Regions from separate parts of the Mus musculus genome. Here region 2 is linked to region 1. The links are chromatin loops, found by intact Hi-C in ENCODE. Cell type or tissue: left cerebral cortex. All regions are shown on one strand. Links, peaks and the distances in the headings refer to the core of each region. The heading gives the core; the rest is flanking DNA. Region 1 has its middle 98 kb from the start of Adcy1. Region 2 has its middle 170 kb from the start of Gm11981.

Region 1 (2,918 bases), core at 331-2,830:
CTTACCTCTAAATAAAATCAGAAAAGCTAAGGCATTTACACAGACAGAATTTCTCCAGAGACTTCAGGTTTTCTCTCCCCACAAGGAACTACCCATTCATTCCTAACACAAAGAGGGTGTGTGTTCTCAGGTCCCATTTCCATCCTGAGAATGCTGCTGTCCTGACCCACTTGTGCTTGCTGGGATCTAATGGCAGAAGCAGAAAAAAAAAAAAAAAAACAGTGTTGGTCAGATCACCTGACGGGAGACCCAGTCTTCCAAGAGGACAATCCCAAAATTTGTCACTACTGTGGGAGACTCAGAGGCCAGCATCTCCTTCATCCAAGTGGGAGAGACGATTCCCTAGGATCAGTTGAAAGTTAGTGAGAGACTCAAGATCAGAAGCCACACTTCACATGGGCATGTGGATGCCCATATGACATGAATTGTTCATTTTGTATTGGTTACTTTTCTCATTGTGGAACCAGGTAACTGATTAAAAAAAAAAAAGTAAAAGCATCTTCTGGGAGGAAAGGCTTAATCACTTGAACCATAAAGTCCATCATAGTGGGAAAACTTGATGGCAGGAACAGCTTGGTCCATGACACCAAACAGGAGGCAGAGAAAGGGAACACCAGTGTTCGGCTGGATTTCTCATTTTCCCTCCTTCTATACTCAGACTAACCTCCAACTCCATTAAACGATGCTTCCACTACAGGGTGTAGCTTCTTTCCTCCATTAATTCTTTCTGGAAACTCCTTCCCAGACACATCTAGGCATGTATCTCTTAGGCGATTCTAAATGCAATCAAGTTGAATAAAGGTTACCCATCATACATTTCACACACACACACACACACACACACACACAACACACACACACACACACAAACAGACCAAATGCACATGACTGCCAAGAGCAGAGGAGCTGAGGCAGTGGGTCAATATTCCACTCTCCCTGTTTGATTTTCTAGATGTGTCATTCAGTCTGCATCTGCTAAGCACCTACCACATCTGGTGATGCAGAAGAGTGAGAGTAGGAGATTATAACCAGGTAGGACATTCAGAGTCAAAGTCTCAATGGCCTCATTCATTTACCTGGGTCCCACTTCCCAACACTTTCATTACATCTCTACACAGCACTGCCAACTGATGGTCTAGAGATCATCATGAGCCTATGGGAGACACTCATATTCAGACCATAACAATGGCTGTACTTAAAGATAGTCTTTTATGAGATAGTTAAGTCAAATGAAGTCAGTAAGGTAGACCCTAATACAACGTGATTGGGTATTCTTATGAGATGGAGAGACCTGGATGCAGACATTCAGGCAGAGACAATCACAGGAGGACATAGGCACACTGCATCCACAAGCCAAGAGAAGGACAACTCCTTGACCTTCCACAGCTGAGAAAATGTGTCTGTGGGTTAAGCCCCCAATCTGTGGCCATTTACTATGTATGTGGTCTTACCAGCAAGTGACCACACATTGAATCCGCCAAGGTAGAAGTAGTCATCCCCCACCTTCAAAGAGCAAGATTGGTCAGGCTCGAGTGTGGGCTCTTTGGCAGAAAGCCCAGCTTTACCAACATGGTGGGCCTTTGATTATTTCAGGCAGTTTGTATTCTCTGGGTCTAATTCTATTTGCTGATAGGGAACAATTGGAGGAGTTGGAGCAGCTTTCAAAGGTCAATTTGGAACACAAATAGCTGATTTATGTAATTAGCCATGTGCAATTACATGGAACTCCAGCAAGTGGCTTTTTCATGAACCAGATTGGCACCACCTGATTCTTATAAGCATAAATAGATCAAGTTGTTAAGTAACAAGTAATTAAAAGGAGCACATGATATTCTCTCTGGGTAACTCAGACTACCCACGTTTAATCTGGTTTCTGTACTGCTCAGCCAAATCAGAGAGAGGTGCAGTGAGGCTTTCAAAATGATGTGCTAGAGCTCTCTGTTGAATCCAAAGGGCCTCGAAGCACTCTTGTGATCCCAGCTGTCTTGGTCCATCCAGCTGCTGTAACAAAAATACCATGGATTGGATAATATATTTAGTGGAAATTTCTTTTTGGTTCTGGAGGCTAGGAAGCCCAATAAAGGCATGAATGGATTCAGGATTGTTTCCTCAAAAGGCAGAAGAACAAAGAAAGGGAGGGAGCTCACGGGCCCTCAGCTTCACAAATATTCAGATCATAGCACCAGCCAAAATGAACAGGAAGCTGTGAATGTCTGTACCATGATGTTAATGTTCCCAGATGTGTTCTTCGGGAAAAAAATCTAATGTTCTTTTAAAACAGCTATTTTTATTGTATTTGTGTGTATTTGTGTATGTGTGTGTGTGTGTGTGTGTGTGTGTGTGTGTGTGTACATGATACCATGAGTGCCCACAGGCCAGAGGTACTGGATCTCCCTGAAACTGGAGATACAGATGGCTGTGAGCTACCCATCGTGGATGCTAGGAATCAAGCTCAAGTCTGATGCAAGAACAGTAAGTTGCCCTTAACCAATGAGCCATCGCCCTAGTTCCAGGATTCCTAAGGTAAACACTGAGAAAAATGCAGATAACATTGGGACCAAGACAGCAAATTCCTCTATATAAAAACTTTGTGGAAGCTGTTAACAAAAGTAAATCTAACAACTATTTAAGTTGTCAAAGGGCCTGCCTGGAAAGCCGAGTTCCTAGGAAAGCACAAATGACTCATGAGTATGTGATGGAATGTGAATTTCACTAATGATCAAGGAATGTAGGCTGAAGAGATCCCTTCAGTGGTCCACACTTTGAGAGATCACGTAAAAGTCCATAGTGCATTTGGTTTTATCTGGATGGCCTCCACTTTACTTTTGTTTACTCTTAAAGTCAGTATGTTTGTGTACATCTAAGCTATGCAACACAGTATTATAAGATTATATAGAGTAATATATATTATTGTTATG
Region 2 (2,918 bases), core at 188-2,687, 75 kb after region 1:
CACTGAAAACAGCACAGCCAAAATGTGTGAGCAAGTGGGGGTCAGTCTGTTGCCTATGTATACAGATGCCAAATCCTGAACCCCAAGATCTGGCTTCCACCCAGAAGAGTGCATTCTCACATCCACCGGCCTTTGTTGTGTAGACCTTGCTTCCCAACTTAAAGCCAATAGGTTAATAAAAGGCTAGAGCCTATGGCTGGGCATTAGAGAGAGGAAGGTAGAACTTGAGAATTGAAGAAGGGGTCTTAGGAGGGACGAGAGGGAAGAGCAAGAAAGAAGAAGATGGAGAGAGGAGGAGGCCACCATGGAGCCAGATGATGCATCATGAGCACATGGCCAGGAAAAGTGCACCCTGAGGACAAGTTGATGGAGCAGAAGCAGCCTGGGCAAGACTCAAACAGCAAGCAACGAGGGACATATGGTTTGGATATAGATGAATTATATCACATGTGACTTCACATGATGTGAATAGCATAAAACCTGCCCAATCTAGGCTTACAGCTTGTAAATAAAATACCGAGTTTCCGTGTCTTTTAGACAGGCTAGCTAGAATAAATAATTCATTTTCAGGCGGGCTCCCTCAGGCCCACCTCTGAGCTGCTCACCTATGAGTGTGAATCTAATTATTGATCTTCTTTGACCCTCAGTTGCCACATCTTCTACCTTGACACCATCTCTCACAGGGCACCATGACAACTAAATAAGGCCTCAGTGACAGCCCTCCGCTCATAGCCTCAATGCATCCTGACAAAGGTAACAAACAGCTCCAGAGGTAACACAGCCTGTATATTCACTGTGGCTGCAAAATTGCTTTGACCCATGATCCCTGGTTACTGCATTACAGGAGGCATTGGGTGAAGCCTAATTCTGCCACACAATATCCATGTTACAGAGAATCCAGAGTGTGTGTGAAGAGTGAAGACATTGATCGACCTGAGGGTGAGCCACTTTGCACATTCCTGCCATGTGCACCTGGCACCTGGTGCTTGCACTACAGAGATTTGTCAAACCAGCTGGGAGGAACCAAGAATCCTGGAAATGTGTTGTCCGACACAGAACTCACATTTGTGGAAGAGTCTTGAGAACCAGGCTTGTACGAACCAATCATGGGATCCCTCCTTAGACCCAGCACTGGGATCAGCAGATAGAATATGTTTGAAGACTGCCTGGTGGCAAAGAAGTCTAAAAATATGCATGGACAGTCACATTACTCAAGTATCAACAGCTACCAAAATTGCCATCCTGTAGAAGAGTCTCAGGAGCTCCAGCAGGAGCAAAGAGGCGTTTTTAATAACACTGCCTGGTTTTCCCGCACCATATGGTCTTGGTAATTAGCTCAGCCACACACGACTCCCCTCACCATACGCTCGTGACATGATGCAAGAGGAATCAGCAGGAAATTGCAGTTTATTTTGAGTTCATATGCATGTGGCTACAATTTTTTTTCAATTTTTTATTAGATATTTTCTTCATTTACATTTCAAATGCTATCCCGAAAGTCCCCTATACCCTCCCCCCTCCCCCCGCCCTGCTCCCCTACCCAGTTTATTTAGCTAGCCCTAGGAGTGTTTTTGAGTAGCCTTCTGTGGTCTTTCCTAAAAGACAGACCACTCACCAAAAGGGGGAAGCGGTTTACTCTGGTTCCAGCTCATCTAAAGCTCTAGATTGCGCCCCTCCCCCCGCCCCTAGCAGTTCCAGTGTACACTAACTAGCAGCCAGTGTTAGCCTAATGGGAAATCTCCAGTCCACCACCACTGGGTGCTACTCCAGGCCATGTCAGCACTAGCATGCTTAGCCTAGCAAGAGCATCCATCAAGTTTGTAAGACCGTCTAAGATGGGAGGAAAACCTAAAATACGCCTTCTAGGCTAGACAAAACTCTCAAGATAGAACCTATGAGAGGAAACTTCAAGGACTTTGGCAGGCTTCAGAAAGCATGGAAAAAACTTCTATCTGAGGTGAGCATTAATTTAATGAGTACATAGGCAAGAGTCCCCAGTCCTGACTTCTTGTACACACAATCTGCAAGTGAGCTGCCATGCTCCACCGTGGGCACTGCTACCTCCGAGAGATGAAAATCAAGAGGGAAGGAGATTAAAGAAGGTGATGGGGAGGATGGGGAGGACAGAAGCACCTGCCTCATGCAATAACCAACACAAAAGACCAGGGCTCAGCCAGCCTCCCTCTGTGCCTTGTTCTCCCCATGGACGCCAGGAGGACATGTCTCTGGAAGCCTATTATTTAAGCCTCAGGTTGGCCTATTAGCCAGTCAGTTGATGAAATGGCACATAAATATAGGGGAAGCCACAACTGGGAGAAGCTTCCAGGTTGGGGCTGTATAATTTCAAAGCCTACCTCAGTGAAGTAGTTCCTCCAGCAAGGCTGCCCTCTGGGTTTTCACGTTGGGTGACTTTCTGATTAGGTAGAAACAAGCATATATTACCCCAGACTGCATAGCAAAGGCAGGCCAAAGAACTGGTTCTACTCAAGTCTGGCTTGGTGAAACAATAAGTTTAACTAGGGTTGTTTACAGGAGAATGGGTAAAAAGCATCAGAACATATAGATAGTTACACTACCAACAAAAAAACCCACCCAGCAATTGTTAGCTGCATCTGTGTGCTCAGAAATGGCAGAACCTTATGACCCACCCTGTGTATAAAAAAAGAAAGAAAGAAAGAAAGAAAGAAAGAAAGAAAGAAAGAAAGAAAGAAAGAAAGAAAGAAGCTCACATCTTCAACGACAAGCAGGAAACAGAAAATTAACTGGAGTTAAGGCAAATCTATACAACTCAAAGCCTTCCACGGTGATGAACTTCTTCTTCTCCCCCCACCCCCTGCAAGACATCAGCTGTGCCTGACTGCCGAAAGGGTCCCTGGCTGAATGAGCAGTCTCCAACCTTCTATACTTCCTTGCCAGAG

The links. Peaks named below come from ENCODE experiments on the same cell type or tissue, not always from the same donor. Only the 100,000 strongest peaks of a DNase experiment are listed, where the experiment ranks them.
Region 2: a loop joins it to region 1, with 2.6 times the contacts of the local background. A loop is called at or near these places in 2 of 42 quality-filtered maps.

The regions. Positions count from the first base shown.
Region 1 is chr11:6,963,534-6,966,451 of GRCm38, reverse strand. No RefSeq gene overlaps it. Among named protein-coding and RNA genes, the nearest start is that of Adcy1, 98 kb to the left of the region's middle. In left cerebral cortex, for the core only: no CTCF peak of the experiment used is centred there; a DNase peak (open chromatin) is centred at 1,794; H3K27ac peaks cover 1,092 bases.
Region 2 is chr11:6,888,144-6,891,061 of GRCm38, reverse strand. No RefSeq gene overlaps it. Among named protein-coding and RNA genes, the nearest start is that of Gm11981, 170 kb to the right of the region's middle. In left cerebral cortex, for the core only: no CTCF peak of the experiment used is centred there; a DNase peak (open chromatin) is centred at 1,240; H3K27ac peaks cover 282 bases.